Regions from separate parts of the Homo sapiens genome. Here regions 1 and 3 are each linked to region 2. A link is a loop called in an ENCODE intact Hi-C map of the cell type or tissue named here. Cell type or tissue: mammary epithelial cell. All regions are shown on one strand. Links, peaks and the distances in the headings refer to the core of each region. The heading gives the core; the rest is flanking DNA. Region 1 overlaps DNAJB11 (DnaJ heat shock protein family (Hsp40) member B11). Region 2 holds the start of LINC02043 (long intergenic non-protein coding RNA 2043). Region 3 has its middle 30 kb from the start of EIF4A2.

The links. Peaks named below come from ENCODE experiments on the same cell type or tissue, not always from the same donor. Only the 100,000 strongest peaks of a DNase experiment are listed, where the experiment ranks them.
Region 1: a loop joins it to region 2, with 17 times the contacts of the local background. A loop is called at or near these places in 11 of 110 quality-filtered maps.
Region 3: it touches region 2 in a loop (7-fold over the local background); 3 of 110 quality-filtered maps call a loop at or near these places.

What each region holds. Positions count from the first base shown.
Region 1 is chr3:186,584,900-186,595,880 of GRCh38, reverse strand. DNAJB11 (DnaJ heat shock protein family (Hsp40) member B11) reads right to left here. Exons shown (of 10, transcript NM_016306.6): 10 at 10,088-10,537. The coding sequence ends at 10,473. Among named protein-coding and RNA genes, the nearest start is that of DNAJB11, 20 kb to the right of the region's middle. In mammary epithelial cell, for the core only: a CTCF peak has its summit at 6,511; DNase peaks (open chromatin) are centred at 5,880 and 7,050; H3K27ac peaks cover 1,909 bases.
Region 2 is chr3:186,818,062-186,829,042 of GRCh38, reverse strand. It overlaps LINC02043 (long intergenic non-protein coding RNA 2043), which reads left to right and starts at 3,522. Exons shown (of 4, transcript NR_125409.1): 1 at 3,522-3,736; 2 at 4,331-4,601; 3 at 5,422-5,498. It also overlaps the pseudogene MCF2L2P1. RefSeq lists a silencer at 1,450-1,689. In mammary epithelial cell, for the core only: a CTCF peak has its summit at 7,424 (motif pointing right); no DNase peak of the experiment used is centred there.
Region 3 is chr3:186,748,096-186,759,076 of GRCh38, reverse strand. No RefSeq gene overlaps it. Among named protein-coding and RNA genes, the nearest start is that of EIF4A2, 30 kb to the left of the region's middle. In mammary epithelial cell, for the core only: a CTCF peak has its summit at 5,717; a DNase peak (open chromatin) is centred at 5,926; H3K4me3 peaks cover 343 bases; H3K27ac peaks cover 996 bases.

The DNA.
Region 1 (10,981 bases), core at 2,746-10,745, 230 kb after region 2:
CATTAATAAACAGTATTTTAAAAATAATAATAAATTTTTAAAGGAATACAGCAAACAAAAGTGGGAGAATTTTGCCAACATACGATTAGAAAAAAAAAATTTAAAGATATTTACAACCTCGTCTCTACAAAAAATATGAAAATTAGTCAGGCATGGTGGCATGCACCTGTGGTCCCAGCTACTTGGGAGGCTGAGATGGGTGGATGGCTTGAGCTTGGGAGGTCAAGGCTGCAGTGAGCCATGACTGTGCCACTGCAGTCCAGCCTGGGTGACAGAGTGAGACTCTGTCAAAATGTATATATAATATATATATTTATATATAACATATGATGTTTATATTATATATATTATATACAATGTTTATATGATATATATTTTATATAATATACAATGTTTATATTATATATATTTATATATAAATTTTATATTACATATTTATATTTTATATATAATATATATTTATTTATAAATATATTATATATATTTTTCCCCAGAGGCCTTTAAGCCCATAACCATGTAAGTAGCCTATCTTCTTAGTATGTATAAGTGTTTAACATTATTCATTAAAATAAACAGAAAATGGAAATGAAAGCCAATTATAGTTATGCTTATGTTTTTATCATATAGTCAGCACATGCAATAATTTATCTTTAATATAAAGGAAGAGGGTGCATATACAACTTGTACCAAACAAAATTATTTTCTCCCTGTCCCCTGCGTAAATGTGCAATGTAGAATGTTGTTTTCAGTGTGTGCCAATCTGTGAACCAGCTTGGGAAGGCTCTGCCTTGGTCTGGCCCTCCCCTGGCACGTGTTCACCCGGGTGACAGTTGTGCTATGGTGCAGCCCGACCTGGTCTCCATGCACAGCTCTCATGAGTTCCTCCTTCATGAGACAGTCTCAGAACTCAGCCTAGCTCTAGCCCCTCCTGTGCCTTCAGCCATCACTCTGCACTTGCTCATAACAGTTCTGAATGACGTGAGCTGCATGGGCTTCCATGCAAGCAGCACCTTTCATGCTGGGGCTTAGAAGGATCAACTGTCCAGGTTTGTCTGGGACTGAGAAGTTTCTGGGACATGGGACTTTCAGTGCTAAAACAGAAAAAGTCCCAGGCAAACAGAGATGATCTGGTTACCCTAGTGCTGGTGGGGAAAGGCAATGGGTCACACCAAGCGCTGTAACTCTGGACTGCCAGATCTCTAGCAGTGAAGGTCAGAGGTCTGAGGCTTCCTGCTATACAAACACTCTGCCAGGTGGCGTGTCTCAGGCCAGCTCCTGAGATGTCTGCTCTCATTTCTCCCGAGGCTCTGTGGCTGTTTTATCTTTCCCTCTTTCCATGTTTAGTAATAGCCCTCATAGCAGTTTCTGTTTTTCTGGGCCTAGAGCAGGCTGAGAATGTAGGATTGGTTTCCATGTATTCTCTGCAGATATTCTTCAGCGGAGACATTCTTGGTTTTTTCCCAAGGAAAGGGTGTCACGGGGTCAGAAATCCACACCTGTGCAGGTCAATGAATGTTTTACACTGTTTGACATTGGGGAAATTTGTTAGTGTTTCAAAAATATGTCTTAACAGAGATGCAAATTGGTTCAAAAAGTTTAGTCACATTTATTATATAACAGTAATAATACCTAATATTTAATGAGTGCTTGTTACATACCAGGTACTTTAAATATATCATATTGTTCAATCTTCACAATATGAGTTGGGTGAGGAGGCTCAGAGAGGTTGTCATACTTGTTCAAGGTCATGGAGCTAATAATTGGAAGAGAAGGGATTTAAATCCAGTCTCACCGCAGAGCCAGCACTTGGACTTAGAACTGTAGACTCGGAGCTAAGCACAATCATGTTTGAGCAAACCAATGAGAAGACTGCAGTTTCACATACTGCTTTCTGGACAACTGTGCGGTGTGTCAATTAAGTGTGTTTCCTTCCTGGACCTAGGTCTATGTAATTGAGGGGGCTCTCAGTTTCTATAGCAAGAGTTAAATAAAAGACAACATGATATCTGTGCACTGAGTGGATCCAGGAATTATCCACGGTTTGGCCACAGTGTCCAAAATTTTATTATCATTCTGGGATTCATATTCATGTGGGATTCATATCACCAGAATTCCAGAGACACCACACTCAGGGCTGGTAGCCTATGGCTACTTCTCAGCTCAGCCAGTTCCTCTCAGAAGTGAGCCATGCTGATAAAAGTCTGGGCTTGAAAATTCCTAAGGTTTGTGCTTCAAAGGCCACCATAGAAATAAATTTTAGAAACCACGTACTGTGATAGTTTGTGACAGCTCAGTTTTGCATTACCTTCCTTGATCAAATTCTCTGTATGCACATACATGCTCAGATGAGCTGGTTTGAGTTCTTCCCTAGAGTTTCAAGTTCAGTGCCTTCAAATATCACATCAATAGTGTCTTGGGGCTGGGCAAGGTGGCTCACACCTGTAATCCCAGCACTTTGGGAGGCCAAGGCAGGCAGATCACCTGAGGTCAGGAGTTCAAGACCAGCCTGGCCAACATAGCAAAACCCTGTCTCTACTAAAAATATAAAAATTAGGCGGGCATGGTGGTGGGTGCCTGTAATCCCAGCTACTCAGGAGCCTGAGGCAGGAGAATCCCTTGAACTTAGGAGGCAGAGGTTGCAATGAGCTGAGAAAAAAAAAAGTGTCTTGGTCTGTTTTCTGTTGCTTGTAACAGAATATCTGGAACTGAATAATTTATAAATAAAAAAATGTATTTCTTACAGTTATGGAGGCTGAGAAGTGCAAGTTCAAGAGGCCAGATCTGGCGAGGGCCTTCCTGTTGGTGAGGACACTGCAGACTCCCCAGATGGTGCAGGGCATCACATGGTGAGGGGGCTGAGCATGCTAGTTCAGGCCTCTCTTTCTCTTCATAAAAGCCAACAACCCTATTGATTCACTGGTCCATGAGTAGATTAATCCATTCACAAAGGCAATCACCTCATGATCCAATCGCCTCTTAAAAGCTCCCCCTCTCAATACTGCCACATCGGGGATTTTCAACATGAGTTTTGGAGGGGGCTAAAATTCAAACCATAGCAAGTAGAAATGCCTATTTTTAGGTTGTTCTTATGGGCTTCACAGAGAATTTCTCAAAGGTCTTGTTCTGAGTTCTAAAATCTCTTTCATTATCTACAGTTTTACCATCTAAGTGGATCAAAAATCGAGGAATCCTTTACGTTCTTCTTCAATGTCTTCAAAATGCCCCCTACAAAGGCAATGGCCACACATGAAGGGGACATAGCTTTAACCACTTGCTCATCAACAGACTGGGCTTGTGAGGCCCAGGGCAAAAATCCTGTGATGGATAATGCAGGCAATGCAGAGTGTGGCCTCCTTCTCTGTTTATTGCATAGACTGTTGAAACATGTTTTACTGTCATTTTTTTGTTTGTTTGTTTTTGAGACAGAGTCCCGGTCTCTTGCCCAGGCTGGAGTGCAGTGGCGTGATCTCGTGATCTCGGCTCACTGCAACCTCCGCCTCCCGGGTTCAAGTGATTCCCCTGCCTCAGCCTCCTGAGTAGCTGGGATTACAGGCATGCACCACCGTGCCCAGCTAATTTTTGTATCTTTAGTAGAGATGGGGTTTCACCATGTTGGTCGGGCTGGTCTCAAACTCCTGACCTCATGATCCGCCCGCCTTGGCCTCCCAAAGTGCTGAGATTACAGGCATGAGCCACCGCGCCCGGCCATTGTCATAATTTAATTGTAAGTGTTCTTTCTGTGGTAAATGAACTCAACTTTCCATGTTTAACTAACATATTTAAGATTTCTTACTGGCCAGTGATTCAGCCTTTGTTTGTCTTGCTTGCTGGCTAATTAGGTGTGTGCGTTTTATGTTAAAAAGCTCTCTTATATATCCCAGCACCTAGCACAGTGCCTGGCAATCAGAAGAAATAAATTCAGTGATGATTATGTTGAGTCCTGTAGAGTAGTAGAAGATACAATTTACTTGAAGAGACTTTTCTCATACTATTAGGTTTAAAAAAACAGATAGTTGTCCTCTTTTTCTGGAACTGGGATCTGAGAGGTGTTGGCAGCTATAGTGAGAAACCAGATCTGTCATTTGACATTCCTCTCAGTTTCGAGTGTCCATAGATCAGCATCTCTCATGTTCTCATTAATATCACCGATGTGTAATCCACATTTCCCAGGCACCCCAGCAGAGAAAGGGATAATCCTAGGGGCCAGAATGGTGTGACATTTGCTCAGATCTCATCCCTGAAACTCCAGCTGCGAGAATGCTTTCCTTCCTTGATGGCAGGGATAGGGGTTGGTACTCATGGACTTGCAAATGGTCACCTCATTCTTTCTGAATTCACTTGCCTTTTGTGAGCACTATGTGGCCCCTCCATGGCTGTTCTGATGTTCCACAGTCTCAGCTGCTAATTGTATGGCTGTCTCATTTGATCACCTGGGGCAAACTGTATTTTCCAAAAAATGGCCACAACAATATTTGCAGGTCTACATATCCTTCAGAACCTTAAAGATTCTTTTCTTGAAAGGTCCAGTCTAATTCCCCTCCCCAGGAAGAGGGATGAGCCTTTGTGGCTGCCTCCATAAATGAAAATGCGATGGAAAGGATGCTGCACGACTTATGAGGCTAAGTCATAAGAAGAACTAAAGCTTCTACCCATTTCCACTTCCTTTTGGGAAACGTGTCTTGGGAGCCCTGAGCCAATATGTAAGAAGTCCAGCTATGTATAGCCACCATGCTGCAGAAACCACACAGAGATAAAGATTCGTGAGGAGTCTCCCCATTTCCAGTTCCCAGCTGCTTGAGTCCTCCCACCTCCCAGAATGAACTGTCAGACATGTGAGTAGAAATGACTCCAGACCCAGCCTTCAAGCTGTTGTCCCAGCTGACACCAAGTAGAGCAAAGGAGTTGTCTCCATCAGTCTAGCTCATATTGCAGATTTGTGAGAAAAAAACAAATGTTGCTGCGTTAAGCCAGTAAATGCTAGGATAATTTGTTATATGACAATGACAAGAGTAACCAGGACACCACCCTTGTGTTATCATTACGTTCTCCCCTTGCTTCTTGTGATGCCCTTGCTTTTCTTCTCTACCAGTTGCTGAGAATTAGAGGAAGACCTTTGCTCCCACCAATGTCAACATTTCTTTACCAGAAAACACAGAGGCATTTAACTCATATTTCGAAGACTTACAGCTTCTTATAATGGCCCTGGTGGTTATACTTTTTGTTCTACTGACTCTATTTTGTTACAGTTACTCTGCCCACAAAGTGCAAGACCCTTTGTGATTATGTTGGGGGACATCAATTCAAATGACACCGTGATAGCATTACTGTCAAATCATGCTTCCCTCTCAATGCTGTTGATGAAGCTGGTGTACCCCAACCCTGTTCTTACAGGTTAAGTTGCTTTTTCCCACTTGAAACATTGTACAACAGCCAAAAGCTTATCTGGTCAGTTTTAATGCGTCCTGCCCCTTCCTAGGACTTATTGCAATGACAAACATATAAGAGCTGTGAAAACTCTGTGACTTACACACAGTAGGCACCTGGTGTTTTAAGTGCTCTTCCTGAAATGCTCACTGACAATAAAACTATTGAACAGATCAGGACTGAAAACATAGCTTTGTTTTGTGCCAGCAAAGACTCTCTTCTCTCCTTTACAGGTTGACATTGAGCCATTAATCAACAGTATGTTCAACAGTAACTAGTGAGTTATGAATCCAACTATGTGCCTCTATTTTATCTCCAGGGGATATCACAAGATGAATCATCAAACACCTTGCTGAAAACATTATCACATTTCCTGTTCTGGTTTAATGTTACCTAACTGGTAGAAAACACAGAAGACTTAATTACATGATTGCTTTTTTTTTTTTTTTTTTGAGATGGAGTCTCGGTGTGTTACCCAGGCTGGAATGCAGTGGTGGCGCAATCTTGGCTCACTGCAACCTCTGCCTCCCACGTTCAAGTGATTCTCCTGCCTCAGCCTCTCAAGTATCTGAGATTACAGGCATGTGCCACCACACCTGGCTAATTTTTGTATCTTTAGTAGAGATGGGGTTTCATCATGTTGGCCAGGCGGGTCTCGAACTCCTGACCTCAGGGGATCCGCCTGCCTCGGCCTTCCAAAGTGTTGGGATTACAGGCATGAGCCACCGTGCTCGGCCTTGTTCTTAATCACCTAATTTGGCCCCTTGCAGTGGCTTCCATAACTGTTACTAATTCTCGGAAACCATCCTTTAATTTATTATTATTATTATTTGGCAGAATCAGGCTCCAAATCAAAATCCAGCCTGTATGGCATCTGCCTTGTCTACGTTAAGATTAAGGGAGACTAAAAGAGGAGGGTAGTTAAATGCATTATTATTTGAGTTTGCATTGAAAATTATAATTATTATTGTTTTACTTAATATCCTGATTTTTAGTGGCAAGAGCTAGAAAATGGCTTAAAAAAAAAAAAAAAAAAACAGGTCTGGGGCTCCAGAGCCGATAGCTCTCACGGCATTATTTTAGCGCCACCTTCACACAAACATCATGCATTGCAGAGGGAAGGAAAATTTTAAAAAATCATAAGCCTCCCAAACCTCAGTTGTGCAACATATATTATTAACTTGTTCTTTTTGAACTGCCTATCCCAAGAGAGGCATTCCAGTTGTAAATGTCAAATCAACCAACAACTCTATGAAACATGTACTGTTATTATCACCATTTTACAGAGGGAGAAATTAAGGCACAACTAGTAAATGGTAGAACTGGAATTTGAATCTGATCAGTGTGATTCTAGAGCATGCACATGGTAACACTATGGTACATAAAACCTCCCGTTTTGTTTCTATATTCTGTCAAAAAATGATGTTTTCAATATAAAAGGGTAAAGTGAACATCAGTAAGAGGAAATGGAAGTCCAAGAGGGAAGAGGTGATTGATGATAAGAAACACTTTCTTTGAAGGAAATCCTGTCTTCTGGACTGGAGACAATTCCAGAATACTGAGAAAATCACCTAAATGTGAAAGTGAAGATCCCTAGGCCCCAGTATGGGCTCACGAAGAGTGTCATAACAGACACACCTCATTTCCTAACAGGCTGTTGTCTAACTGGATTTCAACAAGATCTCTCAGCATACCTGTGTGGACAAGATAAAGAAATATGGCTAGATGCAAAATCAATTATTCTTATGGAGGTTGATACGACTTTACCCTGATGTTCAGATGATTGTCAACCTGGAGCAAGCTTTCAGTGGCAAAATCTAACTAAGAGTTGACTTCAATTCTTTGGCTAGTGCTTTTATTCACTGTTTAGATGAAAATCTTATGTCTCAGTCAATACAGTGCACAGATAACATCAGGTGGAGAGGCTCATACTGAATGCCTGAATTGGAGGATCCCAAAACATGGTAACAGACTGGACCACTGGGCCAACTGAGTGAGGGGGAGGTAACTGAATAGGAGTAAATATGAGGCCCTTTATCCCAAAGTACTAGTCAACTTCTGTTGAGTGACCTGGCACAGCCTGGGCGAGACTCTTAGAGCAGTGCAATCCACAGAAATATAATGTGAACTACATACGTAATTAAAATTTCCTATTAGCCAAATTCTAAAAAGTGAAAAAAACTCAGGTGAATTTTAGTAATATATTGTTTTTAATAATCTATTTTATTTCACCAGTTATATTCAAAATGCTATCATTTAAACATGTAGTCAATATAAAATTGAGACATTTTACTTTTTTTTTATACTAAGTCTTCAAAATCCAGTGTGTATTTTATGCTTCATAGCACCTCTGTTTGGATGAGCCACATTTCAAGTGCTCAATTGCCACATGTGGCTACCAGATTGGACTATGCAGCTCTAGAGGGTTTTCACTGACACTCAGTGTGATGAGACTGCCCCCAAATTATGTCATTCTCAGGCTGGCTGCATTGTTGGAGGAACTGTGCTTAAAGTTATACCACTCAGAAATATTTCATTTCTGTTAATGGAATAAGAAAGGGTCGGGGCTCTTTGACATCTAAACTCATGACGGAAGCTGTACTGGTGCCCACTGCCTGTGACCTGTGTCCAACCCTTCACTGTGAGTCCTGGAGCAATTTCAGTGACTAAAATACTAGAATTTTAAAAAGTGAACACTTACCAAGTGGTGTCTTCTTCTCTTGCTTATCTTTCAGAGCCCTTGGATATCTTTTGTTCATGGTAAAGGTTGCTACTGGAGCCAACAGCAGCTTTTTTTCAAGGAATAGAATAAAATTATCTTTCCATTCCCATTTCTAGTAACACCCATTGGACCTTTTCAAACAGGTTTTAAGTTTCCAAATCCTGTTCCCTTTTCAGTGATTTCTGAGCACTAACATCCATCTAGGATTTGGCAATCCAGCACCTAACCAATAGTGAATGCAGCTAAGGGGCAGGAGTATATGTAAGTGAATAAATCTCTGAGTAGCCCAAAAAGATGTTTAAGATGCATAAAAGACCAAGCACAAAAATATCCCCCTTCATTATCTCCATTTTGCAGATGAGAAAACTGAGGCTAACAAGCTTCCTCAGTCATAGAAATTAAATCTGATTCCAGGCCAAGCATCCTTTCAGCCTCATTGCATAGCTCCCTGGAATGGCTTTTTTCCTTGCAGAACTGAAGACACTATTATCTGTTCTTCCACATTAATTACCTAGCATCCTTCCTCTATGGTGTTTATCTTCCCTTCTTAAGAAAATCTATGGAATTTTAATATAAATCTTTCCAAATTACAATGTGCCTCAGATAAAGCACTTAAAGCTACCTGAAGCTCAGAGTCCAATAATGAAAGAATATTCTTTAACTTATTAAATCACGACAATCTAGACAATGGATAAAAAGGAGTGACAAAGCCCAGGAGTGACAAAGCCCCATTAACATTCTTCTTTGTAGGAAACACATTATCCCTATGGGGTCTTTCTCACCAAGACTAGCAGCTCTAGCTCTTAGTATCATGACTGACCCTTGCATACATCTTGGAAAAATGGGGATTAGTAAGTGCAAATAATGATCAAGACTTCTCCGGGGCTGATATATAAAGGAAATGATGATCACTCCTGAGAAATGCTCAACTAGAGGCAATTCAGTACATAATGAATCTTACAGGTACAAAAAGTCCACTAAACTTACATACGTATTTGTGTGGTTTCACTTGATTTTTTGTTTTTTTAGAGATGGAGTCTTGCTCTGTCACCCAGGCTGGAGTGCAGTGGCACGATCTCCCCTCACTGCAACCTCCACCTCCCAGGTTCAAGCAATTCTCCTGCCTCAGCCTCCTGAGTAGCTGGAATTGCAGGCGCCCACCACCGTGGCCGGCTAATTTTTGCATTTTTAGTAGAGACGGGGTTTCACCCTGTTGGCCAGGCTGATCCTGAATTCCTGACCTCGTGATCTACCCGCCTCGGCCTCCCAAAGTGCTGGGATTATAGGTGTGAGCCACCACGCCTGGTGATTTCTAAGGTATGTATAGCCCAAAGGCAGGGATGCTGCTAGAACTATGCTGATGGCTAGAAGGCAGCTCCACACACAATACGCAACATCAGTTGTTAAACAGAATTGAAATACTCACTAGCAGAGACAAAAAGTCCAAAGTACATGAAAAGTAGAGTGTGATGTGACTATATATGTGAAAATGAGGGAGATTCAAAAGTCAAATGTACTCGTCACATAGCATCTGAATTGGGTGCCATGAGATGAGCAAACATAATTTGCAACTCTAAATTCCTTTTCTAGAACCAGTGGTAGTCCTTGTTCCTAAACAAACCAAAGGCTTTCTAACCATGAGGTCAACTGAAATTATATACATGAAAGGTGCTTTCTAAACAGTAAAGTGTCCATATCAGATTATTATTCCCAAATTAAATGAGAGAAAATATACTTCAAGGACAATTAGATCTTTGTGTAACCTTCATTCATGGACCCCAATCAACCATTCAGTTTCTTCCAAGCTCCTTTCTAGCAGATGCCGTATGTGTAATTGGGCATGGGGACTGGATCTATATCACTCTTTTGCATGCGTGTGCATCCATCTTGCTTGATGGGAGGACAACCCAAATAGCTCACAGAAGAAACAGGAGTCATGAAAAAAATAACAACAAAATGTATTTAAAAACAGACTTCTCCAGTTGGCATTTTGAATGAAATTGCTAACAACTCCAACCCTCTATATTGTGTTTCTTTTGCTCCTGGAGTCCTCTTGCAGCTTTAATTCTTGAAACTCAGGCGGCAGCACCAGACATTAAATCCCCAAAGGGAGAGGTATTAGTAAACCTTTTGCTGGTCATTCTTTTCCGAATGCAAATGGACAAATTCTTAAGCCCTCTTATTCATTTCATGATGATCATTAGATAAAAAAATTAAGCCTAACTTGCATATTGAAAATAAAAACAAAAACACACACAAAAAAACCTTGCAGATAATAAATATCGCTTATTCACTTATTTTAAACAAAGTCCAATTTTATTCACTCTCAATATCCTTGCAGTCCATTGTATACCTTCTGCACTGACCCTTGTTTCAGTAGCTGTTTGATACCTGAAGAAAGAATGAACAAATGACTCCATTAACAAAAAAATGTTACTTTCCTAGCGTTTAAAGAGCATATTTCAAGAAAAAGCTCATAAAAGGCCTTATGACAAACATGGATGTGAATTAAATAACTACCAATCTCCAACGTAATTGCATGTAGGTAACCCCACACATGCACATGTGTGTCCAGGATGATCCCTTGTCTTTTAGGCCCACATACCACATACATGTCCCACAAAGCTCTATGAAATGAGGAATGAGAAGAGGCAATCAAAAGGGAAAGAAAACTCTTCAGCTCAGTCTTCCATTCCTTCTTCTGTATCCTCTTTTCAGTTTTTACCTCCTTCATTGCTCTCCTTTCTCTTACTATTTAGGACCCCCAGTGGGGCCCTCTTCTCAACCAGTCATCCTAGACATGCACCCATAAGCTTCTAATCTTTCTACAGTCTA
Region 2 (10,981 bases), core at 2,644-10,643:
CAAAGTGAGACATGTTATTTTTGTTTTCTTAAATTCTAAAGTGATCCTCTCAAGTCTCCTGGGAGAGACTCCTGTGAGGTGTTCGTGACCCACTCCATTCCAGAAACAAGACCAGGAGACTGAAGATTCTGCCAGATCCCACATGTAGTGAAAAAATGAAATCACCCCTAACCATTCCAAAACTGACTGAATCCTAACGGAGCTCTACGTAACTCCAAAGCAAGTGTGCTGGGATGGTCCTCAGCTTTTACATCCCCCTGCCCCCCACCCCCACCCCCGCCCCTGCTCTGTGGTGCAGGGTCACGATGGGCTCCTTCCTGTGCTCCTGGGTTCCTGTCAGCGTTCTAGCAACAGGTCTCCACTCTGAGAATGACAGGTGGTGTCAGTAGCAGCAGTTGGTTCCAGCTTGTCATTTTCCCAGCACTCCCATAACCAGCCTGATGATGCCCATTCAGAGACACCAGCACGAGCTGGCCATGTCCCCTCCCGAGTTCTGCATCCAGCTCCCAGACCCCAGGCTCTGAGCAGTGTCTCCTCCGCAAAGAACAACCCCAGCCCTGGGGCCATCTTCAGACTTCTGAGTTTTGATCATTCCAACTTCTTTTTGTTCCCTTAGCTCTTGAGGTAGTAGCTGCTTCTTGCAGTTGAAATCTCCATGATATCTCAATATCATCCTTTTTTTTTTTTTTTTTGCCTTTTTAGTTCTCCAATAGTTGTGTGACAATTCCTTATATTAAATTTTCTGTTAAAATAATTGGTGTGGGGTCTATTTCAGTGATTGGACCCTGACTGACAGCAATGTTAAACCTAAGAAATTCTGAAAGTAAATACACCTTAAAACTAAGTAAGTAAAAATTAAAAACAGAAAAGTTAATTTGCAACTTATGAAAAGAAAACATGACAAGTCTGAAGATAACTAAAAAACTAAACAGATGCAAACCTCTGACGAAAATTCTGAAAATCGGCAGGCCGCAGTGGCTCACACCTGTAATCCCAGCACTTTGGGAGGCCGAGGCGGGCGGATTACCTGAGGTCAGGAGTTCGATACCAGCCTGACCAAGATGGTGAAACCCCCATCTATACTAAAAATACAAAAATCAGCCGGGCGTGGTGCCACATGCCTGTAATCCCAGCTTCTCGGGAGGCTGAGGCAGGAGAATTGCAGGAACCTGTGAGGCGGAGGATGCAGTGAGCAGAGATTGCGCCATCGCACTCCAGCCCGGGTAACTGGAAAACTAATTTTTAAACTAACAAATCCAAACGTAAATCTCTCAGCAGTTACCTTGGAACCACCCCCTCTGAATTAACCTGTCAGGTGCTAAGTGGCTTGCACACCCGGTCCACTGCCAGGCTGGGCAGCCGGCGCTGGCGGGTGGGAGCAGCCCCGAGCCAGCTCCGGCTCCTCCTAGGCTCGGCCGAGCCTTAGGAGGCGTGGCCTCCGCGAGCGTCTGCCTCCGCCCGCCGCGCTCGCGCAGGCGCACTAGGGGTCCCCGTCCCGCGAGGTCCTTCGCCGGGCGGCGGGAGCTAGACGAGCACGCAGGGCACCCCTCGGGCTCCCGGGAGGCGGCCCTGGGCGTCCCCTTTCTGCCGCCGCCGCGGCCCCGGCTGCTTTCTGCGTAGCTGGGCAGGGCCCGGGCCCCCACATCGCCTCTCTCGGGAATGCGGGCGCTCTGGAGCCGGGGAGCCGGGGCGACCGCAGGGAGGGCAGCTCTCCGGGGTGGAGGTCCTCGGGCGCCGCGCCCTCGCCTGGAAACCAGCCGTCGCCCCCGCAGGAGTCAGCCGGCGTGGACGCCCCAGCACGCTCCTTCTTGGTGCTGCCGGTCGCCCTGCAATTCCGAGAAGAAAGTCAGAGACGCCGTGGCCCACAGAGGCGCTTAGTTTTCCTCGCTCACACTCACGTTGCTTCCTCATCGCGTTCTTCTTTTTCTCCCTGGGTGCTTTCTCTCCTCTCCAGGAAAGCGGATTTGGAGGAACAGGTTTCGTGACTGTCATCCAACTGGAAAAGGCCCCGCGAGCTGGAAGGGGGGGCGGGGGGGGGGACGGGTGCACCCTCAGAGTTATTGCTGGAGGCTGTGGCCAGGCCGGGCAATGTGGTGACTTCCGCTGGCAGGCTGAGGCCCACCCCAGCCCTCCCACCTGGGCCACGGGGCTCTCAGCGGGAGCCCCAGTTATGACCGGACACCAGCGCACCGCCAAGGAGACAGCCACGTGGGGACATGCCGGGCTAGCAGGGTCAGAGCCACTTTGAGGACTAGTGACCTCGGTTCCCTGGCTTAACCAGGTCCTTATGGGTGAGAATCCTGAAGAGGGGGAGAGGGATGGAGGCGAGGGACAGTAGGCAGGAGGAGCTGATGAATAGGAAGGAGGAAGAAGATGAAATAAACAAGAAAGAAAGAAATTACGTTCAGAGCGCTGCTCACCTTTTCCATGTCTTCTGCACCTTCATAGCCTTCAAAGGTGTCCATGGAGCTAAACTCCCTGCTGGAGCAGCCTTGGGGAAAGAAAGGAAAGGATGGGGCCTCTCTGGGGTGGGAGGACAGCCCCTCTGCCCATGGCAGGGTGTAGCAGGCAGTGCCTGTTGCAGGCGGGGTCCTCCCCATCTCTAACTCCTGCTCTCCCAGGGCCTGCACTCCGCTGGGCTGTGAAGGGAGTCTGATTTTTTCAGGCTCTTTCCAGCGCTGAAATGCCTTAATTCACTGAGAAGAAGCGTCCACATGCTTTTCATGGCCCTACCTCCCTGTTCGTCCAAGAAAACAGTCGTCTTTTTTGCTTGCCTGTCTTCTAACCATGCCTCCGTCCCTTCTTCCTCCCCTGTCTATTTCCCACCCTCCTCCCCTTCTTGCCTCCTTTTCTTTCCCGTAATTAATGTCCATTTCCCATCTCCCTGGCAGCCTCTGCCAAGTGTCACTGCTCCCCATAAGGGAAAATAAGAGGAACAAGCAAGTGCATCCATCCCTGCCTCTCTCCGCAGTGAACTGATAAACCCATCAGTCTTGCCCGTGGTGCACCTGTTACATCCCCGGGAGGTGTTGGACACTGTGGGGAACAGCAGCCACCGCCAAATACTCAGCAACTGCCCTGTGCCTGGTGGGATGGTAGGCGTTTGTCAAAGTTTAAGCCTCACAACCCTGTAAGGGTCTCAGCCCCCTTTACAGTTGGGGAAACAGACAGCAATGGTCACTTGGCCAAGTCCTCTTGGCCTGTGGCAGGGCAGCTGGCTTCTCCAGCCCTGCTGCTCTTTACCCTCGCTCTGAGTGAGATGCGGTTTCTGCGCCACACGGCTCACAAGCCAGGGTAGGGAGCCGAGCATCTGCATAAAGCTCCCAGCACAGGGCAGCCCCAGACTGAGGCTCGGCTGAGTAATCCACGCGGCGGGAGCCGTGCTAGGAAAGTGTCTGCTCAGGCGAGAATTCAGGGAGGTTTGGGCAGGCCTTGAGGGGCGGACAGGACTGGAGAGGGAGGGCCTTCTGGGCAGAGGCATGGCGGGAGGGCTGTAGGCGGCAGTGGAGGGAGCTGCAGTTATCTGGGTGAGCAGGCAGCGGACAAGTGACGTCTCCCGGCCTGCTGCCCCAGGCCCCCCACAAGCCGCGTTCTGGGGCCGTGGCCTCCCCAGAGCAGATCAGTGGGGGCTGTGTGAGCAACACTGGGGGCAGCTGGGCAGCGCCTCCCTGGAGGCCCCTCTGAAATCCCGCCGGATGCTGGCAGGCTCCAAGGGGGCTGGACACCATCTTCTCAGGTTGAAGCAAGTCCTGGTTGAGTTCCTAGTCCAGGAGGTGGGATGGGTGAGGGGTGGAGGGCAGAGGAGAAACTGCGTCAGGGATGTGTCCGCCACCTTCATCCTCCAGACGGGACTTGGGAGCGGCTGCAGGAAACCCTGAGAGATTCCTCTTTAGGGAAGTCATCCAGCCCTGGGGTCCCCTTATGCCGGGAGCAGTGAGGACAGAAGAATGACCATCTATCTTGCTGAAAGCTCTGTGAGGGAGGAACGGAAGAACGGAGGGAGCTACGACCTTGACCATCCCCTGAGTGTCCATGGCCTCTGTGCTCCGGATGATGCCGGGGCTGCCAGGGACCACAGAGCCACCCACTGGGAGGCTGGGGGTTGGCCTGGCTCAGGGGCGTTCGTCAGCCATAGACACCCACAGCATGTGGTGGGCAGGGCTGGGAGGTGACACAGGAACTGAAAAACCTGAGAAGCTCCAGCCACTCCGCAGGGTAAGTGCCACCTGGGGTAAAATGATTAGCTGGTTCCAGCCCCTCCGCAGGGTAAGTGGCACCTGGGGTAAAATGACTGCCTGGAGCTGGCAGCTGCTTTCTCTGCTCTCCCCAGGGCCCTGCAGGGAAGCGTGGAAAGGCGGCACAGGGCTGGACCCAGAGGAGCTCTCAGATGCTGGACTGGACTGTTTCAGGGGTCATCTAGCCCATTCCCCGCCTCCAGGCGAGGATTTGCTTGAGCCTGGAAAGATGAAGGATCCTCCCAGTGCCGTCAAGCCCCGGATTCCACCTCCCTGTAGGTGGACTGCCAGCGCAGGCCCTGACAACGCAGAGAAAGACACAGGACCCAGCTGGGCCAGTGACAGCAGGAGCTCCTGGTGCCACAGGTGAGGGTGGGGACGCCTGGAGCACCATGGGGGTCCTGGTTTAGTCTACAGCAGGGTCTTAAAATAGGATGTAAGTGTTACATCTTGACACAGTGTACACATGCTGACACATATTAAAACAAATTTTACACAGCAGTATTATCCTGAGTATGAGTGACGCCTTTTAAGGAGTTTATATTCTATTAATTCCCTTTTTAAAATGCTGGTCCACATCCACTGAATTGATTTTATGACCTACTAATAATGTGTTATAACCCACAATTAGAAAGGCACCGTTCTAGGGCAGGGCAGAGGGAGACAGAAAAGAAAGAGAAGCAGAAAGGAAATAATAAGGACAAAGGGAAGGAAGAACAAAGTGAGGTCAGAGTGGAGGAGGGTGTTTTGTGGGAGGTCACACAAATGCCTGCCATGATGTCCCTTCAGCCCTCTCCTAACACAAACCACATCCCACTCTGTGTCTGCCCTTAAGTCTTTTCCATTGGACCCTGGGTTTATATTTTATTAATATAAAAGAATATATTTTTGGTGGAAGGGATATATAATAGAATATATATAATATATAGAGATAAGATAAATAGAATATATATAATATATAGAGATAAGATATATATAATAGAATATATAATATGTATAGATAAGATACATATAATAGAATATATATAATATATATAGATAAGATATATATAATAGAATATATGTTTGGTGGAAGGGCTATCTTTTTCACCTCTGTAAACCCACAGCTTCTAGCAGAAGAATTAGAATCAGGCAAAAAGCTTAGAGAACACCCCACCCCTAAGTCAAAAAAATTCTCATTTTGCAGGAATGGAAACTGTGACTCATAATAGCCAGCTAGTCAATGATTATTCCCCCCAGTCCCTGGCGCATCAAGATTTGCTGGTAGGTGGTCATAAGCATCATTTTTTTATTTCTAAAGTGAAGACAATGATATCTACTTTGGAGATTTAGTGGAAGGATTAGCAAAATGTACATCAAGAACAGTGTCTGGCCAAGGCAGGGTGTCTCACGCTTGTAATCCCAGCACTTTGGGAGGCTGAGATGGGTGGATCACCTGAGGTTAGGAGTTCGAGACCAGCCTGGCCAACATGGTGAAACCCTGTCTGCACTAAAAAAAAATACAAAAATTAGCTTGGCATGGTGGCGGGCACCTATAAACCTAGCTACTTGGGAGGCTGAGACAGGAGAATCGCTTGGACCTGGGAGGTAGAGGTTGCAGTGTGTCGAGATTGTGCCATTGCACTCCAGCCTGGGGGATAGAGCGAGACTCCATCTCAAAAAAAAAAAAAAAGAACAGTGTCTAGTACACCATAGAAACTCAATAAATAACATTTGCTAGTAATACGAGTAATAACCAGCCAGATGTGTTGGCTCACACCTGTAATCCCAACACTTTGGGAGGTCAAGGCAAGAGGATCTCTTGAGCCCAGGAGTTTGAGACCAGCCTGGGCAACATAGGGAGACCCCGTCTCTAAAAAAAACTTTAAAAATTAGCCGGGTGTGGTGGCCTGTGCTGTAATCCCAGCACATTGGGAGGCCGAGGCAGGAGGATTGCTTGAGTCTGGGAGGTCAAGGCTGCAGTGAGCCGAAATCATGTCATCGCGCTCAGCCTGGGCGACAGAGCAAGACCCTGTTTCAAAAAAAGAGTAACAGCCTCAGAATAGCACCAGTCACTTCAGGTATGCTACTGTTACTAACTTTTCAGGGAGTTTTGGCTGCAGATGTCTTCATCCTAGGCAATGGAAATCATCATAAATACCTAGATAATGTCCATAGAAATCAAAACAAAGCAAACATGCATACATACACCAGCAAAAAACAAATTCAAGCACACAGGCCTTAACAAATACCTTGGTTACATCAACTTTTTTGTTTGTTTGTTTTTGAGACGAAGTCTCACTGTGTCAACAGGCTGGAGTGCAGTGGCATGATCTCAGCTCACAGCAACCTCTGCCTCCCAGGTTCAAGTGATTCTCTTGCCTCAGCCTCCCAAGTAGCTGGGACTACAGGCACACACCACCATGCCCAGCTAATTTTTGTATTTTTAGTGGAGACGGGGTTTTACCATGTTGACCAGGATAGTCTCAATCTCTTGACCTTGTGATCCGCCTGCCTCAGCCTCTGAAAGTGCTGGGATTACAGGCTTGAGCCACCATGCCCGGATACATCAACATTTTAAGTGAGTGTACATTTTTGAAAAATGAATGGAATGATCTTACTCACCCACTGATTTTGCTCAGTATTTTGGGAAAGATATAATCCTCAGAGACTCTGGGCTTCTCCCAGTCTATGTGCCAAAATAAACGTAAAGAGTATGTGTAGAAATGGATAATATAAACGGGAAAGGGAGGGGCAGGAAAATTTATGATAATAAGAGCTCAAGAACGTTCTCTCTTTCCTCTGCAGATCTTTGAAATTCATAGTTTATAAATATAAATGTTTTGGGAAATTTAGTTTTACTGCTTAGTGTTTAGAATACTGTGTGGTTTTTCTTTACAAAGTGAATCTATTAACGAGCAAATTTAGTAGATAATTTAAATTATGCTAATCAGAAAACACAGCCTGGTGCTGCGGCTCATGCCTGTAATCCCAGTGACCAGGAAGGTTGAAGTGGGAGGATGGCTTCAGCCCAGGAGCTCCAGGCTGTTGAGCTATGATCACACTGCTTGCACTCCAGCCTAGGTAACAGAGCAAGACCCCAACTTTAAAAAACAAAAAACAAAAGAACACACTTTTTTGTAAATTAAAGATGGAAGTATTTTGGTCTAAATTTGTCTTTTCCCTTCCACTAGATGGCAGAATGGAGCCACTCTAGATAGTGCTACCAAGTTGGCAGCTCTTCCAACATTTTAAATGGTCAAACTGTATTTTTGTTTTGGTTCCCTCTCTCGTTTAATGAAAAAGAAAGGTAAACATTGCATATGCAAATTTCAGGACCATTTCACTTTGACTGAAAAAGCTGGAGCTGCCTTAAAGAAACTTCTTGGGCCAGGCGCCGTGGCTCACGCCTGTAATCCCAGCACTTTGGGAGGCCGAGGTGGGCGGATCACGAGGTCAGGAGATCGAGGCCATCCTGGCTAACACGGTGAAACCCCGTCTCTACTAAAAATACAAAAAATTAGCCAGGCGTGATGGTGGGCGCCTGTAGTCCCAGCTACTTGGGAGGCTGAGGCAGGAGAATGGCGTGAACCCATGAGGCGGAGGTTGCAGTGAGCCGAGATTGGGCCACTGCACTCTAGCCTGGGTGACAGAGCGAGACTCCGTCTCAAAAAATAAAAAAAAGTAAAAATACAGAAAAGAAACTTCTTGGCCGGGCGTGGTGGCTCACGCCTGTAATCCCAGCACTTTGGGAAGCCGAGGTGGGCAGATCAGGGGGTCAGGAGATCGAGACCATCCTGGCTAACACAGGGAAACCCCGTCTCTACTAAAAAAATACCAAAAATTAGCCGGGCGTGGTGGTGGGCACCTGTAGTCTCAGCTGCTTGGGAGGCTGAGGCAGGAGAATGGTGTGAACCCGGGAGGCGGAGCTTGCAGTGAGCCGAGATCTCACCACTGCACTCCAGCCTGGGCGACAGAGCGAGACTCCGTCTCGAGAAAAAAAAAAAAGAAAGAAAGAAAGAAAAAAAGAAACTTCTTATTCACTGTCTGAGGGGCTGAGTTCGGGCTTTATCCTTTAGAGAAAACTTGGCCAGTACCATTGTCCTAACATTAGTGAAACTTTACTCTGAGCCAGGTGCTGTGCTTCTCCCATCTCATTTACTCTTCATACGGAGACTAGAAGGTGTCACCTCCATTTTTTAAAACAAAAGATTAAATATTTGGCCAGGCGCAGTGGTTCACACCTGTAATCCCAACCCTTTGGGAGGCCAAGGCAGGCAGATAGCTTGAGGCCAGGAGTTCAAGACCAGCCTAGGCAACATGGCAAAACCCCATCTCTACAAAAAATTAGCCAGGCATAGTGGCACACACCCGTGGCCCCAGCTACTCAGGAGGTTGAGGTGAGAGGACCACCTGAGCCTGGGAGGCAGACGTTGCAGTGAGCGGAAATCATGCCACTGCACTCCACCTTGGGTGACAGAGAAAGACCCTGTCTCTAAATAAATAAATAAATAGTATTTAAGGCACTGAAATAAGGTAACTTATCCAAAAGGACAAAGCTGGTCTTTCTTGAACCTGGATCTGCAGGGTATCAAGCACTTCACCACCATGCTACTGCTGCTGCCTCGTGAGTGGTGAACTGCATGGCTAATTTCTGCCTAATCTGCCCCACTAGCAAACTAGGTCTCATGAAAGGAGGAGTCTCAAGATTAATCTAGGTTACTGGGCTACATCCGGACCTTTTGCAAAGTTTTGCTCTGTGAACCAGAGTTTAAACTTGTACATTTAGACTGGTGTATCTCTGAAGTGTGTATTTCTTTTCCAAACCAATGTAGGGCCAAAAGGAATCAGAGTTGCTAATAATCACTGAGAGAGAATTAGTATCTTTCTTTTTTTGTTTTGTCTTGTTTTTGAGATGGAGTATTGCTCTGTCACCAGGCTGGAGTGCAGTGGTGCTATCTCGGCTCACTGAAACCTCCGCTTCCCGGGTTCAAGCGATTCCCCTGCCTCGGCCTCCCGAGTAGCTGGGACTACAGGTGCGCACCACCATGCCTGGCTAAGTTCTTGTATTTTAGTAGAGATGGGGTTTCATCATGTTGGCCAGGATGGTCTCGATCTCCTGACCTCGTGATCTGCCTGCCTTGGCCTCCCAAAGTGCTGGGATTACAGGTATGAGCTACCGTGCCCAGCCAAGTATCTTTCTTATAAAAATAAAAAATACCAGCTGGGCGTGGTGGCTCGCACCTGTAATCCCAGCACTTTGGGAGGCTGAGGCAGGCAGATCACTTGAGCTCAGGAGTTTTAGACCAGCCTAGGCAACATGGCAAAACCCTGTCTTTACTAAAAATACAGAATTTAGCTGGGCATGGTGTAATCCCAGCTGCTTGGGTGGCTGAGGCAGGAGAGTCACTTGAACCTGAGAGGCAGAGGCTGCAGTGAGCCAAGATCGTGCCACTGCACTCCAGCCTGGGTGACAGAGTGAGCCCTTTCTCAAAAAGAAAAAAAACTTAAATTAAAAAAAAATTAAAAATACCTTGTAGTAAGCTTAGAAAATCAGTAATCTGCATGAACTCTCAAAATGTTTTGCTGAGGCAGGAGGATTGCATGAGCTCAGGAGTTCAAGGCTGCAAGGCCCTATGATTGTATCACTGCACTCCAGCCTGGGCAACAGAGTAAGACCCTGTCTCTAAAATGTGTGTGTGCCTGTGTGCGTGTGTAGTGTCTACCCAAGCCAGCAATTTTTGCATGTTTCACACAGAGACTTATTTCAGGCTGAAAGGAAAAAAAAAAATCAGCACTCAAATGAAAAACAATTTTAACTTATTTTATATATACACCTATTTGAGTAAGCAAGTATTAAAGGAACTAGGCCACCACACACATAAAATGCTGTTACCACGTATTTACATATATATATTTGCTCTTCTTTTCTCTTTCATACATTCAGAAAAAGTTGCTTCAGTCCCTGGCTCACTTGGTCCTGGCATCCTCTCCCACTTCTCCAGCCCATCCTACTGAGTTCCCTGCATACTTTGATTAGGGTCCAACCAAGTTTTAACAGCCAGCTCTGTTCATATTGAGTTAAGCAGTATCAGTATGCCCACCAAATTCTCCAGTCTTCTATGTGTTGCAAAAAGAAGAGAAATGAGCCCAAACTGTGTAAGTTTGTGGAGGAAAACTCACACATTCCCGGGACAGTGATCATATTCTTCGTTCGCGTGTTGTCTCAGGTCTACAAAGAAAGCCATCTGTGAGCTCAGCCTCCAGGGGCTCCGCATTGCCTACAACAGCACAAAAGCCAAACCCTTCAGCCCAATATTTGAGGCCTACCTGCCCCCAGTCTTATTTCCTTCCACCCTATCCCTGACTCTCCCAGGCTAGGCTCCAGATCATCACTGAATGTGCTCACTTCGAAGCAGCTCTGTGATTTTCAAGGTTCCTGGGCTCACCTTTTACTCCCGATGTGACTGCCACGTGTTGCCCCGTTGCTAGGATGGGACAGTGGCCTTGATTTCTGCCAGGACTGAGGCTTTGCCTTGTTTCCCACCCACCCCGCTGCCTGCCCCTGCACTCTTCTGGGTGGGGCCTGATCTTTCCCCGCAGTCTCCCTACACCTCCCGATCACAGATAGTCATGCCACAGCTGAGGAGCTTGTCCTAAACCTCAGTACCTGCCTCTCTCCTCAGCTTCTTGTGCTGCTGTGTCTCACCCATCAGTGACGCTCTTCTCTTCCCTGCCCAAGCCCTAGCTGACTCCATCATCTGGTA
Region 3 (10,981 bases), core at 1,441-9,440, 69 kb after region 2:
AACTTAGTTTTGGGACAAGGTGGTGCTGTGATAAACTCAGCTGGCAAACTCCCAGGGAGCAGAAAGCAAAGGAGATGCTCCTTGGCTGAACTCCCTCATTCCAGAATAAGTAAAAGGCAAAAGATCCTCTGGAGTTCTTCAACGGGAACTTCGTGATTTTCCTGCCTTCTCGAATTTTGAATTAACTGTTGAATCTGTTAGACTCACTGAAGTAGATATTGAAAGGAAAATCTACTGAAAGTGAACTAAGTATGGCCGGGCACGGCAACTCACGCCTGTAATCCCAGCACTTTGGGAGGCCGAGGTGGGCGGATCACCTGAGGTAAGGAGTTCAAGACCAGCCTGACCAACATGGAGAAACACTGTCTCTACCAAAAATACAAAAAATTAGCCGGGCATGGTGGCACATGCCTGTAATCCCAGCTACTCAGGAGGCTGAGGCAGGAGAATTGCTTAAACCCAGGAAGCGGAGGTTGCGGTGAGCCAAGATCACGCCATTGTACTCCAGCCTGGGCAACAAGAGCGGAACCCCATCTCAAAAAAATTAAAAAAAATAAAGTGAACTAAGTAGGCCAGGCGCAGTGGCTCACGCCTATAATCTCAGCACTTTGGGAGTCCGAGGCAGGTGGATCACTGGAGGCCAGGAGTTCGAGACCAGCCTGGCCAACATAGCGAAGCCCTGGCTCTACTAAAAATACAAAAAAGTTAGCCAGGTGTGGTGGCAGGCGCTTGTAATCCTAGCTACTCTGGAGGCTGAGGTACAAGAATTGCTTGAATCCGGGAGTTGGAGGTTGCAGTGAACCGAGATTGCAGCACTGCACTCCACCTTGGGCAACAGAGTGAAACCCTGTTTCAAAAAAAAAGAAAGTGAACCTAGTGATGTTCCAAGTTTCAAAAGCAGAGTCAGGGCATGCATTTCTATAAGTATATGGGAATTTAGATTAATCAGATCTAAGTCTGATAAAATAGAGGTACGCAATCTCTATCTGATCTCTCAGTTGTGTTTGTAGACAGTGAGGAATCATTAGGAATGGATGTACACGCTGAGGCATAATTACTAAATATGCCTGCGGGACACCTATTTTCCAACTTTGGCTGCTTTCCTTGCAGTGCCCTTGGTTCTTATAGGGCCTGGAAGGTGTTGGATTGTACGGAGATTAAAGGATTTATTCAAGATAGTTGTTTAAGTGCTCTGCTGGCGTGAACTGAGATGTGAGTTCCCCAGGGCAATCCTGTCGGCTAATTAGTGGGAATTGAGGTTTCAGGGCTTCCCAGGGAACTCTGAATAGTGTGTGGATCTAGGTGGATTTTGAGGCTCCCCAGGGCTCCCATGGCCCTACCTTGGCTTCTCCTTGCCCCTCCTCTTCAAACGGGATTTCGTCTCTATGGATTACAGTCTTGATTTTTGGTTAAAATCAGAAGATTGCTCTTTAGCTTCTACTCTCTCCTGAAAGCTCACTAAAGTACAGTAAAAAGTGTTATTAAAAAAGACTTAAAGTCTGGGCGCGGTGGCTCGTATCTGTAATCCCGGCACTTTGGGAGGCTGAGGCAGGCGGATGCCTTGAGCCCAGGAGTTTGAAACTAGCCTAGGCAACATGACGAAACCCTGCCTCTACAAAAAAATACAAAAAATGAGTTGGGTGTGGTATTGCAGGTGGGAAGATCATCTGAGCCCGGAGAGGTGGAGGCTGCTGTCAGTCAAGATCATGCCACTGCTCTCCAGCCTGGATGACAGAAAAACCCTGTCTCAAAAAAAAAAAAAAAAGTACTTAAACACTAAAGAAAATTGGAAAAGAGACAACAGCCCACAAAGTTGCTTAAATTGGAAAGCAAATGGGAAAATGATGACAAAATTAGCAGACGGGAGAAAGCTTAGTCCTAAAAGGGAAGTGAGGAAAGCTGATAAGCAACCTCATCTAAGCTGCGGAAAGACCCCAAAGACAAGGAACTGGCGGCACCATGTGCCTTTGGACATGGGGACGTGAGAGTAAAACATGGACGCTGGTTGAAAATCTGTTGAAAACGCAGTGGAACTTCAGGAATTTCTTCCCCTGCCACAGGTAATTAGGCAGCTTTCCCTCCTCCACTCTGGCTAGAGGTTTATTCTCCAAAAATAGTGAATAAAAAGACCTCTGGATTGAGGCCCTCATGAAGGTACACCTGACATTTGATGGTCATGTAGAGAAATGTTTTCTTCCGTGTCATACTGTTAGACTTGGGAAGGGCCATGTGTGTTCTCAAAAGCCTACCTAGTATCCCATAAAGAGGTTTTTGCTATGCCATAGTGATTCACTTCTCTGTTCTCTTTGCTACTATTGTTGACACCAAACTGAGAATTCTGTTTCGGTCATATTAAGCCTGACATTCAAACAGGGATGTTAAGTGGGAGTTATATAAAGTTGTATATATAAGCCTGCAACAGGGGTTGGGCATTAGAAATCAGGTTGGAAGATCTCAGTATGGGAGTCATTGACATATATATGGCACTAAAAATCACTGGACTGGATGGCATTACCTAGAGAATGAGCATAGAATTATGAGACTCAATAGAGGGCTGAGTCCAGAAATATTCAACATTTATTTTTATTTAATTTTTTTGAGATGGAATTTCACTCTTGTTGCCCAGGCTGGAGTGCATTGGCAAGGTCTTGGCTCACTGCAACCTCCGCCTCCCGGGTTCAAGCAATTCTCTTGCTTCAGCCTCCCGAGTAGTTGAGATTACAGGTGCCCACGACCATGCCCGGCTAATTTTTGTATTTTTAGTAGAGACGGGGTTTCACCATGTTGTCCAGGCTGGTCTCAAACTCCTGACCTCAGGTGATCCACCCATCTCGGCCTCCCAAAGTGCAAGGATTACAGGCATGAGCCACTGCGCCCAGCCATATTCGACATTTAAAGATCAGCAAAGGAGTATGAGTCCGCAGAGAAGACTGAGGAGAGGTAGGAAAAAGAAGAGAGTGCGACAAACCAAGAGAATATGGAGTTTCAAGGAGGGATTTCTTGAAGGTGTAAATGCTGACGAAAGATTAATATGACTACTAAGAAATGACCACTGGATTTGCAAGATGGATGCTATTGGTAATGTTGACTAGAACAAATTCAGTGGTAGGGATGAAAGCTTGATTAGTGTGGGTTAAAGAGAAAATGTGGAATTAAGGCTATGTGTAGTGAATTCATATGACCTGATAACATTCACAAATACTAGATAAATTATGACACAATTTTTCTTTTTCAGAGATAGGGTCTCGGCCTGTTGCCCAGGTTGGAGTGCAGTGGTGCAATCGTAGCTCACCACAGCCTCAAACTCCTGGGCTCAAGCTATAGTCTCACCTTAGTCTCCTGAGTAGCTAGGACTACAGGCATGTGCCACCACACCTGGCTAATTTTTTAAGAAATGGGGATCTTGCTATATTGCCTAGGCTGGTCTTGAATTCCTCATCTCAAGCAATCCTCCTGTCTCAGCCTCCTGAGTTGCTGGGATTACAGATGTGAGCCACTGAACATGGTGAACACAAATTATTTTAAATTCATAGCTGAGCTTGCAAGGGAAAAGGACTATCTGCAGATATATCAAATGAGGAGGAAAGTGAAGACCAGTAAGGATATAAGTTGACTCTGACTACTATAAGCCAAAAGGTATCTGAGACAGGCCTCGATCAATTTAGAAAGTTTATTTTGCCAAGGTTAAGGATGCACCCGTGACACAGCCTCAGGACGTCCTGACAACAGGTGCCCCAAGGTGGTTGGGGCACAGTTTGGCTTTATACATTTTAGGGAGGCATGAGACATGTCAGATGTACATTGTAAGATGTACATTGGTTCAGTCCAGAAAGGCGGGACAACTCGAAGCAGGGAGGAGGTTTCCAGGTCGTAGGTAGATAAGAGACAAATGGTTTCTTTTGAGTTTCTGAGTAGTCTTTCACTGAATGCACAATTTACAGGAATCATCACTTATGTCTTAGTCTGGCTTAATGAAACAGCAGGGCACAGGGAGCAATCAGATATGCATTTGTCTCATGTAAGCAGAGCGATGACTTTGAGTTCAGCCTGTACTTTGTCCACAGGGAATTTCCTGGTGGGCAGATTGTGAGGGAGGTATGTAGCTTTTTAAACTCTTTGTAGCTATCTTATTTAGGAATAGAATGGGAGGCAGGTTTGCTCTACGCAGTTCCCAGCTTGACTTTGATTTTGGGGATATTTATTTTCCTTCCAAACTACCTAAGGGTTGAATTGGCTTTAGTAATCTAGGGGCTTCATTAAAATATATATATATATGTATATATATATATTTATACATATATATTTATGTATACATAAATATATGAGACAGTCTCGCTTTGTCGCCCAAGCTGAAGTGCAGTGGCACAATCTCGGCTCACTGCAACCTTTGCCTTGCAGGTTCAAGCAATTGTCCTGCCTCAACCTCCCGAGTAGCTGAGATTACAGGCATGCGCCCTCACGCCTGGCTAATTTTTGTATTTTTAGTAGAGACGGGGTTTCACCATGGTGGCCAGGCTGGTCTCAAACTCCTGATCTCAAGTGATCCACCCTCCTTGGCCTCCCAAAGTGCTGGGATTACAGGCATGAGTCACTATGCCTGGCCTAAAAAATACTTTTTATTTTGGAATAACTGTAAGTTTGCAGAAAAATTGCCAGGTAGTACACAGAGTTTCTCCATATTCCTCTCACCCATGTTCCCTCACTGTTAACATCTCAGAGTTTAGTTTCTCCTAGGGGTTTAGAGTTTGAATTTTTTTTACCTATGTGGTACCCCAAACTCTAATATGAGAACTTACAGAAATGTGTACAAGCCCAGTGACGTTCCAAGACTCTCGGCAAGTGTCAACAGAGAACAGACGTGCCAAGACTCTTTCTCACAGTGAATTCTCTCAGGAAAAACCAAGCCCTGCTACCGATGAACTTATACTCCAGACATACATGGAAACGACTTACCATGCCTGCGAGTCAGCACCAACAACAAACAGCCAGGTTCATGGTTGTGAATTTCGGATAATGGAAAGACTATCTAAAAGAGAACATGAAAGGAACACATTTAAAATGACTAAAATACGCCGGGCACAGTGGCTCATGCCTCTAATCCCAGCACTTTGGGAGGCTGAGGCAGGAGGATTTCTTGAGCTCAGAAGTTCGAGACCAGCCTGAGCAATATAGCAAAACCCCATCTCAATTAAAAAAAAAAAAAGACTAAGACATAGAAGAATTGAATCCCTAAAATAACAATAATATACTGCACAAAAAAGAAAAATTGGGCCAGGCGCAGTGGCTCCACGCCTGTAATCCCAACGCTTTGAGAGTCCAAGGTGGGCAGATCACCTGAGGTTGGGCGTTCAAGACCAGCCTGACCAACATGGAGAAACCCCATCTCTACTAAAAATACAAAATTAGCCGGGTGTGGTGGCGCACGCCTCTAATCTCAGCTACTCAGGAGGCTGAGGCAGGAGAATCGCTTGAACCCAGGAGGCAGAGCTTGCAGTGAGCCAAGATAGCGCCACTGCACTCCAGCCTGGGGGACAGAGCGAGACTCCAACTGAAAAAAGAAAAGGAAAGAAAAGAAAACTCTTAGACACACTGAAATTACACAGAAACCCTGTAAGAACAAGAAAAAGAAAGGAGGGAAATGCATTCATTAAGAAGAGAAACACATTCTCCCAGCGGCCATGGGCTTCCCATTAAGACCTTCACCTGCGCATTTATCCTCTGGGAGGCAGCAGTTCCCTGCAAAGGAGGAAAGGTAAACTTGGGAAGGGGGTTCTGCGTGGAGTCCCTCCATTTCCTATTTTACTAGCAATGAGGAAAAGCACTCTACCAGCGCTCCAAGTTCACAAAGAATCCTTACTCACTCGAACAAGATTAAAAATGTAAGTTGAATCACCTCTCAAATGCAGAAACACCTATTCAGAGAGTAAACACTGTTGGTTCCTCTTGAGTCAGCTACTAATGACTCACAGATGAGTCTCCACCTATGTTATGGATCCACACTTCATGACGGCAGCCACAGGACAGCACAATAATAGCAATGACAAATACCATACTGACTGACTTTTCTTACCCACTGCAGTTTTCCGGCAGTGCATCATTATTAAAAGGCATTCACATATTTATAATTATAAAATAATTTATAAGAGTCAAATCTAAAGACTTAAAAAAGATCACAATATATATCAAGTGAAAAATAGAGATTACATATTGTATTTACAGCCTGATTCTGTTTTTGGAATACATGCATACACTTGGAGAAAACATTTCTGGAAAGTCATAACCAAAATTTCTTTTTTTTTTTAATTTAGTTTTTAAATTTTTAAATTTTTTTTTTTTTTTGAGATGGAGTTTCACTCTTGGTGCCCAGGCTGGAGTGCAATGGCATGATCTCCACTCACTGCAACCTCCGCCTTCCAGGTTCAAACGATTCTCATGCCTCAGCCTCCTGAGTAGCTAGGATTATAGGCGCTCACCACCACACCCGGCTAATTTTTGTATTTTTAGTAGAAATACGGTTTCACCATTTTGGCCAGGCTGGTCTTGAACTCCTGACCTCAGTTGATCCACATGCCTCAGCCTCCCGAAGTGCTGGGATTACAGGCGTGAGCCACCACGCCTGGCCTTGTTTATTTATTTATTTAAATTAGAGGTGAGGTCTCACTGTGTTGCCCAGGCTGGTGTTGAACTCTTGAGCTCAAGCGATCTTCTCACCTCAGCCTCCCAAAGTGCTAGGATTATAGCCATGAGCCACCACACCCAGCCCAAAATTTCAACAGTAGTTTTCTTTGGCCAGTGAGATTACAATAGTTTTTATTTCCTTCTTTGCATTATTTTGTATTTTCTAAATTTTCCACATTAAACACTAAAGTATATAATATAAACCAGCATATGAAAAGAAAGAATACACGTATCAGGAAACGTGGAGAAAAATTAATCATGGATTTTAACACTGAAATGAATAAATATGGATAGCCTCCGCCCTACATTTTCCTAGCTCTTATCTGTGAATATTTATAGAGCATGATAACTAGCATACAGTTGTTTTCAGACGGATAAAATTTCAGGACCAAGCAGTCTATGTTCGAAAAAGAACTAAATGCTGTAAATGAGCATATGCTCATTATTCTTTCAGTGCAACTCCGAGCAAATGTCAGTGCTCCTATTTTTCTCCTTTTCCTCCTGGTCCCGTGTTAGGTTTCTACAACTAAAGCAGCCATCAGGTTCTAGATTGCCTCATTCTACAATTCTAGGCTCTTGGAGGAAGGTGGGCCACAGTGATCCTCTCGTCCTGCCCTCCTACCCAGCTCAGAAATCTTTCCTAGTATACCTCTAACTTCCTCCCTCTCCTTCGGCATTCCCAGAGGTGTGGAGCTCAGTATTTAAATGCTTTTCCTCCTTTCCCCGCCTGGAGAACTTCTACTCATCATTCAATATTCAAATCAGGGGCAGTTCAGGGGCTGTGTTTCTGTGAGGCCCATGTGGTGCTGACATCTGATGGTTATAAGCATGGATTCTGTTGTCAGAGATACCTGGGTTCAGTCCCACCTCCCCTACTAACACCTGCTTATGTGAATTTTTGTTGTTGTTGTTGTTGTTTTTGAGATGGAGTCTTGCTCTGTCACCCAGGCTGGAGTGCAGTGGCACGATCTCGGCTCACTGCAACCTCCGCCTCCCAGGTTCAAGCGATTCTCCTGCCTCAGCCTTTTGAGTAGCTGGGACTACAAGGCACCCGCCATCATGCCCGGCTAATTTTTTTGTATTTTTAGTAGAGACGGGGTTTCACCGTGTTAGCCAGGATGGTCTCGATCTCCTGATCTCATGATCTGCCCGCCTCAGCCTCCCAAAGTCCTGGGATTACAGGCATGAAACCACTGCGCCTGGGCGGTTTTTTTTTGTTTTTTTTTTTTGAAATAGGGTATTGCTCTGTCACCCAGGCTGGAGCGTAGTAGTGCAATCAAGGCTCACTATTGCCTCAACCTCCTGGGCTCAAGCAGTCTTCTCACTTCAGCTTCCTGAGTAGCAGGGACTACAGGCACACACCTGTACTATACTGTACATCACGCCTGGTTAATTTTTTTTTCTTTTTGAGACAGGGTCTCACTCTGTTGCCCACACCTTAGTGCAGTGACACGCTCTTGGCTCACTGCAACCTCTGCCTCCCAGGCTCAAGTGATCCTCCCACCTCAGCCTCCCAAGTAGCTGGGACCACAGGCACGCACCACCATGCCTGGCTAATTTTTTGTATTTTTTAGTAGAAATGGGTTAAAAAAAAAAAAAAAACTCGACCATTTTTTAGTAGAGATGTTGCCCAGGCTTGTCTCGAACTCCTGAGTTCAGACGATCTACCTGCCTTGGCCTCCCAAAGTACTGGGATTACAGGCGTGAACCACTGTGCCCAACCAGCACCTGGCTAGTTAATTTTTTTTTGTTTTTGTAGAGACAGGGTCTCCCTATATTGCCCAGGCTGGTCTTGAACTCCTGAGCTCAAGCGATCCTTCCACCTTGTCCTCCCAAAATACTGGGATTACAGGTGTGACCCACTGTGCTGGCCTTATATGATCTTAGCCAGTTTATCTCACTTCTCTGAGCCTCAGTTTTCTCACCTGTAAAATGGGTTTCATAAATGTCATAATATGTATTAGATCTTCAAGTGGTGTCTGTTACATAGCAAGCAAGCAAATAATATTAACTACTCCTATTTGTCATATCAGTGGTTTCAATGCTGACCTGCACATTAAAATTACCTTTAATAGGTCTGGGCTGATGCTTCTAGCAAGGTATTTTTTAAAGTTAGGCAAGTGATTCCAATGAGTAGCCAGGGTTGAGAACTACTGCGCTTGACCAGTAGCTCTGAAAGTATGCAACCCAGACCAATAGCACCAACATCTCCTGGGAAGCTGTCAGAAATACCAATTCTAGGGCCCCACCACAGACCTGCTGAATGAGAAACTCTGAAAATGGGCTCCAGCTATTGGGGTTTTAATAAGTTTTCTTTTTTTCTTTTTTTTTTTTTGAGACAGAGTTTTGCTCTTGTTGTCCAGGCTGGAGTGCAGTTAGCAATCTCCGCTTACTGCAACCTCCGGCTCCCAGGTTCAAGCAATTCTCCTACCTCAGCCTCCCTAGTAGCTGGAATTACAGGCATGCACCACCACGCCCAGCTAATTTTTGTATTTTTAGTAGAGATGGGGTTTCACCATGTTGGTCAGGCTGGTCTTGAACTCCTGACCTCAGGTAATCCACCTGCCTCAGCCTCCCAAAGTGCTGAGATTACAGGCGTGAGCCACCGAACCCGGCCGGTTTTCGTAAGTTTTCTAGAAGATTCTGGTGCTAAAATTTGTGAAGAGCTGCACTAGATTGTAAGCTGAGCAAAGGCGTGAACTGTCTGGTTTTTCCTTTTCATTTTTGTTTCTTTTCAGAGACAGGGTCTTGCTCTGTCACCCAGGCTGGAGTGCAGTGGCATAATCATGGCTCATTGCAGCCTTGTACTCCAGAGCTCAAGCAGTCTTCTCTTCTCAGCCTGCTGAGTAGCTAGGAGTATAGGCACATGCCACCACATCTGGGTTTGTTGTTGTTGTTGTTGTTATTTTTTGTAGAGATGGGATCTTGCTATGTTGCGCAGGCTGGTCTTGAACTCCTGGCCTCAAGTGATCCTCCTGCCTTGGCATCCCAAAGTGCTGGGATTACAGCTGCGAGTCACTGCACCCGGCTTGTGTTGTTAATGCTGCATTCCTAGGGCTAAACGCTGTGTTGTGAACAAATTCAGTTTAACTCAATTCAACTCAAGAAATATTTATTGAGCACTAATTTTTTGTTAGGCCTTGTGCCTGGGCCCTAGGAATATGATGCTGTGTGAGATAGGTCTTTGCCCTCTTAGCTTCTTCCAGCTTTTCAGACTTGATTCTTCCTTCTCTATGCTTTCATTGCAGCTTAAACACACCTCTACTATTGGAATTTTTATGCTGATTTATATATTTTTTAATGTGTCTGTGCTTCTCTCTAAAGTGTGACATTGAGGACAGGAACAGCCTTTAATCATTTTCTTTCTTTTTTTTTTTTGAGATGGAGTTTTGCTCAGTTGCCCAGGCCGGAGTGCAATGGCGCAATCTCAGCTCACTGCAACCTCTGCCTCCTGGGCCTCCCGGGTTCAAGCGATTCTCCCGCCTCAGCCTCCTGAGTAGCTAGGATTACAGGCACCCGCCATCATGCCCAGCTAATTTTTGTATTTTTAGTACAGACGGGGTTTCACCATGTTGGCCAGGCTGGTCTTGAACTCCTGACCTCAGGTGATCCACCCACCTTGGCCTCCTAAAGTGCTGGGATTACAGGCGTGACCTACCTCACCTGGCCAGCCTTTATTTTCTTAGAAGATGCTCAGATGCAGTCGCATTGCCGGGCCTGGCTGTGCATTTGAAAGCAATAGAATGTGTTCTCCTAATATACCTCTGAAACTGGTCCAATTGTCCCATAGAACTGATATTTATGGCTTCTTTTGAATAAACATAGAAACTGATCCTCCCAGTCTTGAAACTTGAGGAAGTTACATTTGTCTTTGCTCAGTTTCTTTCTCAGGCATCCAACCATCAGGCTTCCTAGATAGTGTCAATAAACTGAAACTTACCAGATCACTGCATCTAGGCAATAAGACATCAGACTCCTCACCTACCATGGTTGCCTAAGTGGCTACCTGCTTCCTGTTGAACAGCTCCTCTTCCTTACCCCTCCCTAATTCCTGTTTTCCTGTATGTAGTTACATTTCTTCCCTGCTATATAATCCCCTAATTTTAGCCAGTCAGGGAGATGGATTTGAGACTGATCTCCCATCTCCTTGGCTGCAGCACCCAATTAAAGCCTTCTTAACTGGCAACACTCGTGTCAGTGATTGGCTTTCTGTGTGGCAAGCAGCAGAGCCTAGACCTAACCCTTGGTGTTTTGGTAACAAATTGATAGGGTGAAAAAAAAGGCTGGTGCATCAGTCAAGGTT